2 separate regions of the Homo sapiens genome follow, and region 2 is linked to region 1. A link is an interaction called in ENCODE POLR2A ChIA-PET data of the cell type or tissue named here. Cell type or tissue: Caco-2. All regions are shown on one strand. Each heading gives the region's core, and the rest is flanking DNA. Links, peaks and the distances in the headings are about the cores only.

What was found. Peaks named below come from ENCODE experiments on the same cell type or tissue, not always from the same donor. Only the 100,000 strongest peaks of a DNase experiment are listed, where the experiment ranks them.
Region 2: POLR2A ChIA-PET joins it to region 1 with 6 read pairs; 8 of 35 experiments call an interaction of 5 or more read pairs at or near these places.

Annotation. Positions count from the first base shown.
Region 1 is chr19:6,473,987-6,479,351 of GRCh38, reverse strand. DENND1C (DENN domain containing 1C) reads left to right here. Exons shown (of 23, transcript NM_024898.4): 5 at 296-415; 6 at 500-569; 7 at 1,894-1,974; 8 at 2,069-2,134; 9 at 2,225-2,278; 10 at 2,385-2,495; 11 at 3,415-3,515; 12 at 3,601-3,646; 13 at 3,767-3,868; 14 at 3,953-4,078. Among named protein-coding and RNA genes, the nearest start is that of DENND1C, 5.1 kb to the left of the region's middle. RefSeq lists an enhancer at 3,018-3,757. In Caco-2, for the core only: no CTCF peak of the experiment used is centred there; DNase peaks (open chromatin) are centred at 2,661, 3,051, 3,541 and 3,871; H3K4me3 peaks cover 2,396 bases.
Region 2 is chr19:6,400,305-6,405,669 of GRCh38, reverse strand. It overlaps the pseudogene LOC390877. Among named protein-coding and RNA genes, the nearest start is that of GTF2F1, 9.8 kb to the right of the region's middle. In Caco-2, for the core only: no CTCF peak of the experiment used is centred there; DNase peaks (open chromatin) are centred at 2,249 and 2,619; H3K4me3 peaks cover 960 bases.

The DNA of each region.
Region 1 (5,365 bases), core at 311-5,310:
CAGGGACTCAGGGACTCAGGGACTCAGGGACTGAGGAACCCAGGGACTTAGGGATTCAAGGACCCAGAGATCCAGAAACCCAGAGATCCAGGGACCCAGGGACTCAGGGACCCAGAGATCCAGGGACCCAGAGATTCAGGGACCCAGGGATTCTGAGACCCAGGGATCCAGACATTCAGGGATCCTGACAACTAGAGACCCATACACTCAGGGTCCTAGGAGCTTTGTTGGGGAGCGGGGACATCCTCAGACAGCTGGGATGTCCAGGTCTCTCTAACAGCCCTTCCCACTCCAGGGAGCCCCCCAGCCCCGCCGTGCAGCATTTCACCTTCGCCCTCACAGACCTTGCCGGCAACCGCAGATTTGGTTTCTGCCGCCTGCGGGCGGGTACCCAGAGCTGTCTCTGCATCCTCAGGTGCGGGATATGGGGGTTGGAGGGGGGGATGGGAAAGGCCGAGGCCTAGGGACACTTCGTGGAACCTGTCTCCTCTCTCCACAGCCACCTGCCTTGGTTCGAGGTGTTTTACAAGCTATTGAACACAGTGGGAGACCTCCTAGCCCAGGACCAAGTGAGACCAGCCCCTCTCTCACTCCTGTGGGAGTCCCAGCCCCCACCCCCCTCAACCTCCCAACCCCTCCCTCTCAGATCTCCCAGGCTTGGCAGGGCACACTGTGTCACACCTGTAGTCCCTGCATTTTGGGAGGCCGAGGTGGGAGGATCCCTTGAGCCCTGGAGTTCGAGACCAGCTGGGCAACATAGTGAGACCCCCGTCTCTACAAAATATAAAAAATAATTGGCCAAGTGCTGTGGCTCACGCCTGTAATCCCAGCACTTTGGGAGGACAAGGCGAGCGGATCACCTGAGGTCAGGAGTTCGAGACCGGCCTGACCGACATGGTGAAGCCCCGTCTCTACTAAAAATACAAAAAAAAAAAAAAAAAATTAGCCGGCCGTCGTGGCACACGCCTGTAATCCCAGCTGCTCAGAGGCTGCGGCAGGAGAATCGCTTGAACCCGGGAGGCGGAAGTGGCAGTGAGCCGAGATCGCGCCATTGCACTCCAGCTTGGGCAACAGGAGCGAAACTCCGTCTCAAAAAATAAAAATAAAAAATTAGCCAGGCGTGGTGGTGCACACCTGTGGTCCCAGCTACTCAGGAGAGCAAGGTGGGAGGATCAACTGAGCCCAGGAGTTCGAAGCTATAGTGAGCTATGATCGCAGCACTGCACTCCAGCCTGGGGGACAGAGCAAGACCCTGTCTCAAGAAAAAAAATTTCTTTTAGATGGAGTCTTCCTCTGTCGCCCAGGCTGGAGTGCGGTGGTGCGATTCCGCCTCACTGCAACCTCCGCATTCCGGGTTCAGGCGATTCTTCCGCCTCAGTCTCCCAAGTAGCTGGGACTATAGGCGCGGCCCACCAGCCCGGCTAATTTTTTTTTTTTTTTTTGTACTTTTAACAGAGACGTGTTTTCACTATGTTGGCCAGGCTGGACACGGACTCCTGGCCTCAGGTGATCCGCATGCCTCAGCCTCCCAAAGGGTTGGGATTACAGGCGCGAGCCACCGCGCCCGGCCTACAAGGAAAAATTTAAATTAAAAAATTTAAAAAGCCGGGCGCGGTGGCTCACGCCTGTAATTGTAGCCCTTTGGGAGGCCGAAGCAGCAGGATCCCTTGAGCCCAGGAGTTCAAGACCAGCCTGGGCAACATAGGGAGACTTTGTCTCTATTATTATTATTATTATTATTATTAATTTCTTTTAAAGAAAGAAAAAAAAAAACTCCCAGGACTGACCTGAGCCCTTGGCTCCTCCCAGACCACTCAACCTTAGTCATAGCCCTCGGAATCCCCAATCCCCACATCTGGCTCAGCCACCCCCGCCCCTCCACGTCCCACCCAGGTCACCGAGGCAGAGGAACTTCTTCAAAATCTGTTTCAGCAGTCCCTGTCTGGGCCCCAGGCCTCAGTGGGGCTTGAGCTGGTGAGTAGCTCCCATTCCCTGGGCGCTGGACCTTAGGTGGATGGGAAGGCTGCGTCCCAGCCATCATGACCACAGAGTCGTGCCTCTTCCCCAGGGCAGCGGAGTGACGGTCTCCAGCGGGCAGGGTATCCCCCCCCCTACCCGGGGGAATAGCAAGCCGGTGAGCGGGGCTCGGGGACCCTGGAAGGTCGGGGGTCCAGGTGAGGCCAGCCTCCTGACTGATTGATCCCCCTGCCAATACCCCCACCAGCTTTCCTGCTTCGTGGCCCCGGACTCCGGCCGCCTGCCATCCATCCCTGAGAACGTGAGTGGGGAGGGGTCTCTGGGGGTGAGAACAGGTCCCGAAACCCGGACCGGGGATGCAAGATCCAGGGGCCCGTCCACGCCCAGAGCGACTCTCTGATCCTCAGAGGAACCTAACGGAGCTGGTGGTGGCCGTGACTGACGAGAACATCGTGGGGCTGTTCGCGGCGCTCCTGGCCGAGAGAAGAGTCCTGCTCACCGCCAGCAAACTCAGCACCGTGAGGCGGGGTCCGCCGGGCCGGGGTGGGAGCAGGGCCTGGCTCCGCCCCGGGGGGCGGGACAAGGGGGCTGATTCCTGGCTCTAACCCTACTGCGCGAGACCCGAGGGCGAAGTCCTGGCCCCGCCCCTTCGAAGGTCTTGGAGAGTTGAACTCTGGCCCCGCCCTCGTGGGAGGGGGCTGCGCTGCAGCTCCTCCTTTTTGGGAGTACTGTGCTCAGGCTCCACCCACTATGGGCCGCAACACGTCTGGCTCCACCCCTCCGGACCCTCAGGGACACTGAGAACTAGGGACTTATACACGTGGGAATCCAGGGACCCAGGGACCCAGGGACTCAGGGACTCAGAGATCTGAGGACCCAGGGACCCGAATACCCAGGGACCTAGGAACACAGGGACTCAGATAACAAGGGGCGCAAAAAACTAGAGACCCATACTCCCAGGGACCCTGAAACCCAGGGTCAAAGGCAGACGTGGAGACTGGCTCCACCCCTAGGGGCGGGGCCAAATGATTGCCTTCCGGCTCCACCTCTTTGGGTGGGGTTACGTCTTGGATCCACCCCTAGGGGCGGGACAAGGGCGGTCTACGTCATAGCTCCACCTCTTTCGGGGTGGAGTCAGTGGAGGCTCAGTCCTTGCTCTACCTGCATGGGGAAGACTCAGGGGTGTTGCCTATTAACTGCGCCCCTTACAGAGAGGGATCAGGACGGTATGAGTCCTGGCTTCACCCGCTTAAAGCACTGTAAGTGGCCAAATTCCTGGTCTCCACATGATTTCTAAAGGGGTTCGAGTTGTCACTCATTATCCAGCAGTGGATGGGGAGGGGGAACAGGAGACTGGGGACGTGGGAAATGCAGCTGGAAGAGACCTCGCGCTAGAGGGTCCAGGCCCTGACTCCACGCCCCGCCATCGCTCCCCAGCTGACCTCGTGCGTCCACGCGTCCTGCGCGCTCCTGTACCCCATGCGCTGGGAGCACGTGCTGATCCCCACGCTGCCCCCACACCTGCTGGACTACTGCTGGTGAGCGAGGGCAGCTGGGAGGGGCAGGGCCTGTGGGCAGGCCCTGGGGGCGGTGCCTGCATGACCCCGTCCCCTCGGTCCGCAGCGCGCCCATGCCCTACCTCATTGGAGTGCACGCCAGTCTCGCCGAGGTGAGCGTGGATCTACCCAGACGACGGGGACGTGAGGGTTCCCCCTTCCTCTACATCCCCAGATGCCCTCCTCTGCCAAGGACTCCCGGGCTCTGAGCGGCCGACCCCGCTTTTCCGCAGAGAGTACGAGAAAAAGCCCTGGAGGACGTCGTGGTGCTGAACGTGGACGCCAATACCTTGGAGACGACCTTTAACGACGTGCAGGCGCTGCCTCCAGACGTGGTCAGTGTCGCCCCTCCCACCTTCCTGCCCCGGGAGGCGAGGGGCCCACACCTGCCCACTCAGGGCCACTCCCTTGTGCTTCAGGTGTCCCTGCTGAGGCTCCGGCTCAGGAAGGTCGCCCTGGCCCCCGGGGAAGGGGTGTCCCGTCTCTTCCTCAAAGCCCAGGCCCTGCTCTTCGGGGGGTACCGCGACGCACTCGTCTGCAGCCCGGTGAGCAGCGGGGACGCTGCGGGAGAGGTCTCGTGGGTTCCTGAATGAATCGCAATGTAACGATAGGTACAGTAGATGGCCGGACGCAGTGGCTCACGCCTGTAATCCCAACACTTTGGGATGCCGAGATGGGAGAATTGCTTGAGCCCAGAAGTTCAAGACCAGCCTGGGCAACACAGTGAGACCCCTCCCGTTTGTTGTTGTTGTTGTTTGTTTGTTTGTTTGTTTGTTTGTTTTTGAGACAGAGTTTCACTCTGTTCCCCAGGCTGGAGTGCCTCCCGGGTTCAAGCGATTCTCCTGCCTCAGACTCCCAAGTAGCTGGGACTGCAGGTGCGCACCACCATGCCCAGCTAATTTTTGTAGTTTTAGTAAAAACGGGGTTTCTCCATGTTGGCCAGGCTGGTCTCGAACTCCTGACCTCAGGTGATCTGCCCGCATCAGGCTCCTAAAGTTCTGGGATTACAAGTGTGAGCCACCATGCCCGGCCACCGTCTCTATATATTTTTTTAATTAAAAAATAATAATGATAGGTAGCATTAATGGAGTGCTTACTTTGTGCCTCTGTTTGCCCCTCTGTAAAATGGGACCCCAATAGTGCCACCCAAAAGGATATTAGAATCAGTGAATCAGCATTTTCCCAGCACTTTGAATCGTACCTGACATACAGCAAGCACTCAATAAATGCTAGCTCCTACCACTGCTATTATCTCATTTAATGCTCATAACATTTTGAGATGGATACTGTGATAGTCCCATTTTCCATATGAGGAAACCAAGGCTTTGGAGAAGTCCCACAGTGGGTGAATGTTGAAGCCGGGGCCTTGATCTCTGAAGCCCCCTCCCCTGTTTTTCACAACCAATCTGTAAAATCATTGGGGGGTTCTAGTATCACTTGAGCATCTGACGTTTTTGTCATCTCTGCATCCTGAATCTGCACACAGACCACCCACTTCCTCTGTCTCCACCCTGGCCTGGACCCTCTCATTGTTTGCCTAAAATTAATGCACTGATCTCTCCCAAAAACTGGGACTCCCCCGCAAGCAGTCTTCTTCTTCTTCTTTTTTTTTTTTTTTTCTCTTGAGACAGAGTCTTGCTCTCTTGCCCAGGCTGGAGTGCAGTGGCACAATCTCGGCTCACTGCAACCTCCACCTCCTGGGTTCAAGCAATTCTCCTGCCTCAGCCTCCTGAATAGCTGGGATTACAGGCATGCACCACCACAATGGCTAATTTTTTGTATTTTTAGTACAGATGGGGTTTCACCATGTTAGCCAGGCTGGTCTCAAACTC
Region 2 (5,365 bases), core at 170-5,169, 74 kb after region 1:
ATCCTGGCTAACACGGTGAAACCCCGTCTGTACTAAAAATACAAAAAAATTAGCCAGGTGTGGTGGCGGGTGTCTGTAGTCCCAGCTGCTGGGGAGGCTGAGGCAGCAGAATGGCGTGAACCCAGGAGGCGGAGCTTGCAGTGAGCCAAGATCACACCACTGCACTCCAGCCTGGGTGACAGAGCGAGACTCTGTCTCAAAAAAAAAAAAAAAAGACATCCTCATTGTGGGGGAGCTGGGCGGAGGGCATATGAGACCTCTCTACTATCTCAGCATTTCCTTGTGAGTCTATAATTAATAAAAAGGTTTTAAAAAATACATACTTTATGGCTGGGCACGGTGGCTCACACTTGTAATCCCAGCACTTTGGGAGGCCGAGACGGGCGGATCACCTGAGGTCAGGAGTTCGAGAACAGCCTGCCCAACATGGTGAAGCCCCATCTCTACAAAAAATACAAAAATTAGCCAGGCATGGTCGCAGGTGCATTAATCCCAGCTACTTGGGAGGCAGAGGCAGAAGAATTGTTTGAACCCGGGAGGTGGAGGTTGCAGTGAGCCGAGATCAAGCCATTGCACTCAGACCTGGGGGCAAGAGCGAGACTTCTCTCAGAAAAAAAAAAAAAAAAAACCACTTATTTTATTTATTTATTTATTTTGAAACAGGGTTTCACTCCTGTCGCTCTGGCTGGAGTGCTGTGGTGCATTCTCAGCTCACTGAACGCTCCTGGTTCTCAAGCAGTTCTCCCACCTCAGCCTCCCTAGTAGCTGGGACCACAGGTGCTTGCCACTGCACCTAGCTAATTTTTTTGTATTTTTTTTTTTTTTTTTGTACAGATGGGGTTTTGTCGTGTTGCCCAGGCTGGTCTGGAACTTCTGGGCTCAAGCAATCCACCCGCGTCTGCCTCCCAAAATGCTGGGATTACAGGCATGAGCCACCTCACCCAGCCCTAAAAATTAAGAGGAGGCAACCCTTCCTCCTTGGGCCTTGGTTTCCCCATCTGTAAAATAGGGGCGAGAGTCTCCCTGGAATGCTGAGGCTGTGTCCAACCTTGGCTTCCCATGGATTTCAGTGGGTTCACCCAGGACGGCCCCCCATGGTGTCTGGAGTATACAGGACAGTGGGAATCATAAGGGGAATCACCACACCCTTCCTGCACATTGTGTTCTTGTGCATAGAGATCTCCATCCTGGGGATCCATCATCAAGCCAGACCTGCTTCACCAAAATGCACCAAACAAAGACGCATGAGCCAGCTGGGGTCCCAGATGGGGCTAGGCATGGTCTGTGTTTCAGGCTCCAGGGATGCTGTGCTACTAGGAACCTCTGGACAGACTCTAAGGCAGGGACACTGCAGACTCAAATGCCTCTAGGAGTGACCGTGACAAAGTCAGTTGCACAGTAAAGGAATTAAAATTGGGGCCTTGGAGGCTGGGCGTGGTGGCTCACGCCTGTAATCCCAGAACTTTGGGAGGCTGAGGTGGGAGCTTGAGGCCAGGAGTTCAGGACCAGCCTGGGCAACACAGCAAGACCCTATTTATTTATTTATTTATTTATTTATTTATTTATTTTTTGAGACAGAGTCTTGCTCTGTCACCCAGGCTGGAGTGCAGTGATGCGATCTCTGCTCACTGCAACCTCCGCCTCCCAGGTTCAAGAGATTCTCCTGCTTCAGCCTCCTGAGTAGCTGGGATTACAGGCTTGCGCCACCAAGCCCAGCTAATTTTTATTTTGATTTTTTTGAGAGGGAGTCTCGCTCTGTCGCCCAGGCTGGAGTGCAGTGGTGTGATCTCAGCTCACTACAACCTCTGCCTCCCGGGTTCAAGTGATTCTCCTGCCTTAGCCTCAGGAGTAGCTGGGATTACAGGCGCTCACCATCACGCCCGGCTAATTTTTGTATTTTAGTAGAGACGAGGTTTCACCATGTTGGCCATCACACCAGGCTGGTCTCAAACTCCTGACCTCAGGTGATCCACCCACCTGGGCCTCCCAAAGTGCTGGGATTACAGGCGTGAGCCACCACGTCTGGCCCCCATCTCTATACTAAAATAAAAAGTTAAAAAATATGGGCCCAAGGAGTGGGGTTGCCTGGGCTTCTGCCCTGCCTTCCCCACCTACATTGTGTGACCCTATTGCAGCTCCCCGATCGCTCTGCAAAACATCGGGATGCTAATGCCTGGAACGTTCCGGAAGATGAGTTCATCCATGCAGAGTGTTGAGAACAGTGCTGGGCTCAATAAAAGCTCAGGAAGCGTTCACGCAGCTGTTGCCATGGGGACGTGCAGGCCCTGCGTTGCCAAGTCAGTCGGTTTTCAAGAGAAGCTGGGAGTTTTGATGTGGAAGCTCCCTGTTGTCGAATGTTGGCCGTGAACCCAAAAAGGAAAATGCAAAATGCTGTAAAGTCCAAACCGAACACTTTGGTGGACCCAAAGGGGCCCATGCCACGGTCTGTAGCCTCTGTTCTGAGACCTAGAAGCCACTGGTGGAGCTGGGGACCTGCTTTCTTCCGGGCACTGGCCTGAGGCTGGGGCAGGCATAGAAATGAATGAGCCCGACCTTTGCCCTCGGAGAACTCCCAGTCCTGAGGCGGGGGCCTGAGATTTGTCCTTTAACCCCATCACAACGAATTATGAGCCCAACAGAATTCCTTGAATGTAGGTGTGAACAAAGGGCAGGGCCCCCACCTGCATGTGGGAACAGCTGCCCTGGCGCCCATGACCTTTGATTCCATCAAAGTGCTTCTTCAAAAGGTTTTTTTTTTTTTTTTGAGACGGAGTTTCGCTCTTGTTGCCCAGGCTGGAGTGCAAGGGTGCAGTCTTGGCTCACTACAACCTCCGCCTCCCGGGTTCAAGCCATTCTCCTGCCTCAGTCTCCCAAGTAGCTGGGATTTCAGGCATGCGCCACCATGCCTGGCTAATTTTGTATTTTTAGTAGAGTTAGGATTTCTCCATGTTGGTCAGGCTGGTCTGGAATCGAAAGGTATTTTAAGTGGAATCCAACAAGCCTCAGAGAAGCCTCAAGGTCTGTAGCCTGACAGACAGTTTCTCTTCTCTTTTCCTTCCTGTTTTTTTATGTTTTGTTTGTTTGTTTAGAGACAGTGTCTTGCTCTGTCACCCAGGCTGGAGTGCAGTGGTGTAATTATATCTCACTGTAGCATTGACTTCCTGGGCTCAAGTGATTCTCCCACCTCAGCCTCCTAAATAGCTGGGACTACAGGCATGCACCACCACGCCTGGCTCATTTTTAAATTTTTTTTGTAGACACAGAGGTCTTGTTATGTTGCCCAGGCTGGTCTCGAACTCCTGGGCTCAAGCGATCTGCCCTCCTTGGCCTCCCAAAGTCCTGGGATTACAGGCGTGAGCCACTGCACCCGGCCTCTCTTTTCCTGCTCAACTGTTTCCAAACAGAATCAAAAAGATCCCTCCTTGTTCAGTCCACAGTATCGTCACTGTTCACGTGTTCAGACAGCTGCTTGCACAAAAGCCACGCGGAAGTGTGAAAATCACCTGAAGAAATTCCCTCCAACCTTCCCAGCACCAGCTCCTCATCCTCCACTCAGGGCCCCAGTGTATCCACGTCAGGGAGGCCACCATCCAGCCCACCCAGCCCACCCAGCCCAAAAGAGCACACTCTCGTTCCTCCCAAATGTCATTCTGTTTTCTGTTCTTCGCCGCACTTAACTGCTATTATAAATGTCTTTGTAGGTTTTATTTGTTTGTTTGTTTTGAGACAGAGTCTCCATCTGTCACCAAGCTGGAGTGCAGTGACACAATCTCAGCTCACTGCAACCTCCACCTCCCGGGTTCAAGTGATCCTCGTAGCTCAGCCTCCCCAGTAGCTGGGATTACAGGCGCGCACCACCGTGACTGGCTAATTTTTTTTGTATTTTTAGTAGAGAGGGGGTTTCACCATGTTCGCCAGGCTGGTCTCAAACTCCCGACCTCAGGTGATCCACCCACCTCGGACTCCCAAAATGCTGGGATTACAGGCATGAGCCGCTGCGCCCAGCCCAGAAATGTCTTTGTTTTGCATGACTTCGTGCCTCTCTTTCTCACTCTGATGTCGGCATCTTGTAAACTCTGTATCCCCAGCCCCGAGGGCAGGGCTTTCTCTAAGAACACTTCGGGGACAGGTGGTTGCATAAACAGATGAATGAACAACACGAATCTCTCTCTATGGCCTAGGGAGGATGCTAAACCCACACGCTATTCAGTGGGCAAATGGTTCACCCACCACATGCCAGGAACTGGGCAGGAAGATACTGAAATGACTTCCTCCCTGCCCTCAGAGAGCTCCCTAGCTCCTCATCTGGGTTCTAGAAACTTCCAACACCCTGACTTTCCCTTGATAATAGAACACTCTGTTTCCCAGGCAGGTGCAGGGTCTCATGCCCATACTCCCGGCACATTGGGAGGTTGAAGTGGGGGGATTGCTTGAGGCCAGGAGTTAGAAACCAGCCTGAGCAACATAGAGGAAACCTATGTCTACAAACAAACAAACAAACAAAAAAGGTACTTGGCTGGGCACGGTGGCTCATGCCTATAATCCAAGCACTTTGGGAGGCCGAGGTGGGTGGATCACCTGAGGTCAGGAGTTCGAGACCAGCCTGGCCAACATGGAGAAAACCCTGTCTCTACTAAAAATACAAAAAAAAAAAAAAAAAAAAAAAAAAATTAGCCGGGTGTGGTGGCAGGCACCTGTAATCCCAACTACTCAGGGGGCTAAGGCAGGAGAATCGCTTGAACCCGGGAGGCAGAGGTTGCCGTGAGCCGAGATCACGCCATTGCACTCCAGCCTGGGCAACAGAGAGAGACTCTGTCTTAAAGAAAAAAAAAAAAATTAGGTACTTGGGGGGCTGAAGTGGGAGGAGTTTAATGCTGCAGTGAGCTATGATCGCACCACAGCACTCCAGACTGGGCAACAGAGTGAGACCCTGTCCTCAACACCCAAAAAAAACAGGCCGGCATGGTGGCTCACGCCTGTAATCTCAGTACTTTAGGAGGCCGAGGCAGGCAAATCACTTGAGGTCAGGAGTTCAAGACCAGTGTGGCCAACATGATGAAACCCCATCTCTACCAAAAATACAAAAATTAGCCCTGCGTGGTGGCGGGTGCTTACTGTAGTCCCAGCTACTCAGGAGGCTGAGGCACGAGGATCGCTTGAACCCAGGAGGCAGAGGTTGTGGTGAACCAAGATTGCACCATTGCACTCCAGCCTGGGCGACAGAAGGAGACTCTGCCTAAAAAATAAATAAATAAATAAATAAATAAATAAATAAATAACAAAAAAACTCCATTTCCCTCTCAGCATCTCCTCTCTCCTTGTATCTCAGCCTTTCTTATCTCTAGTCTGTGCAGCCTTATCCAAG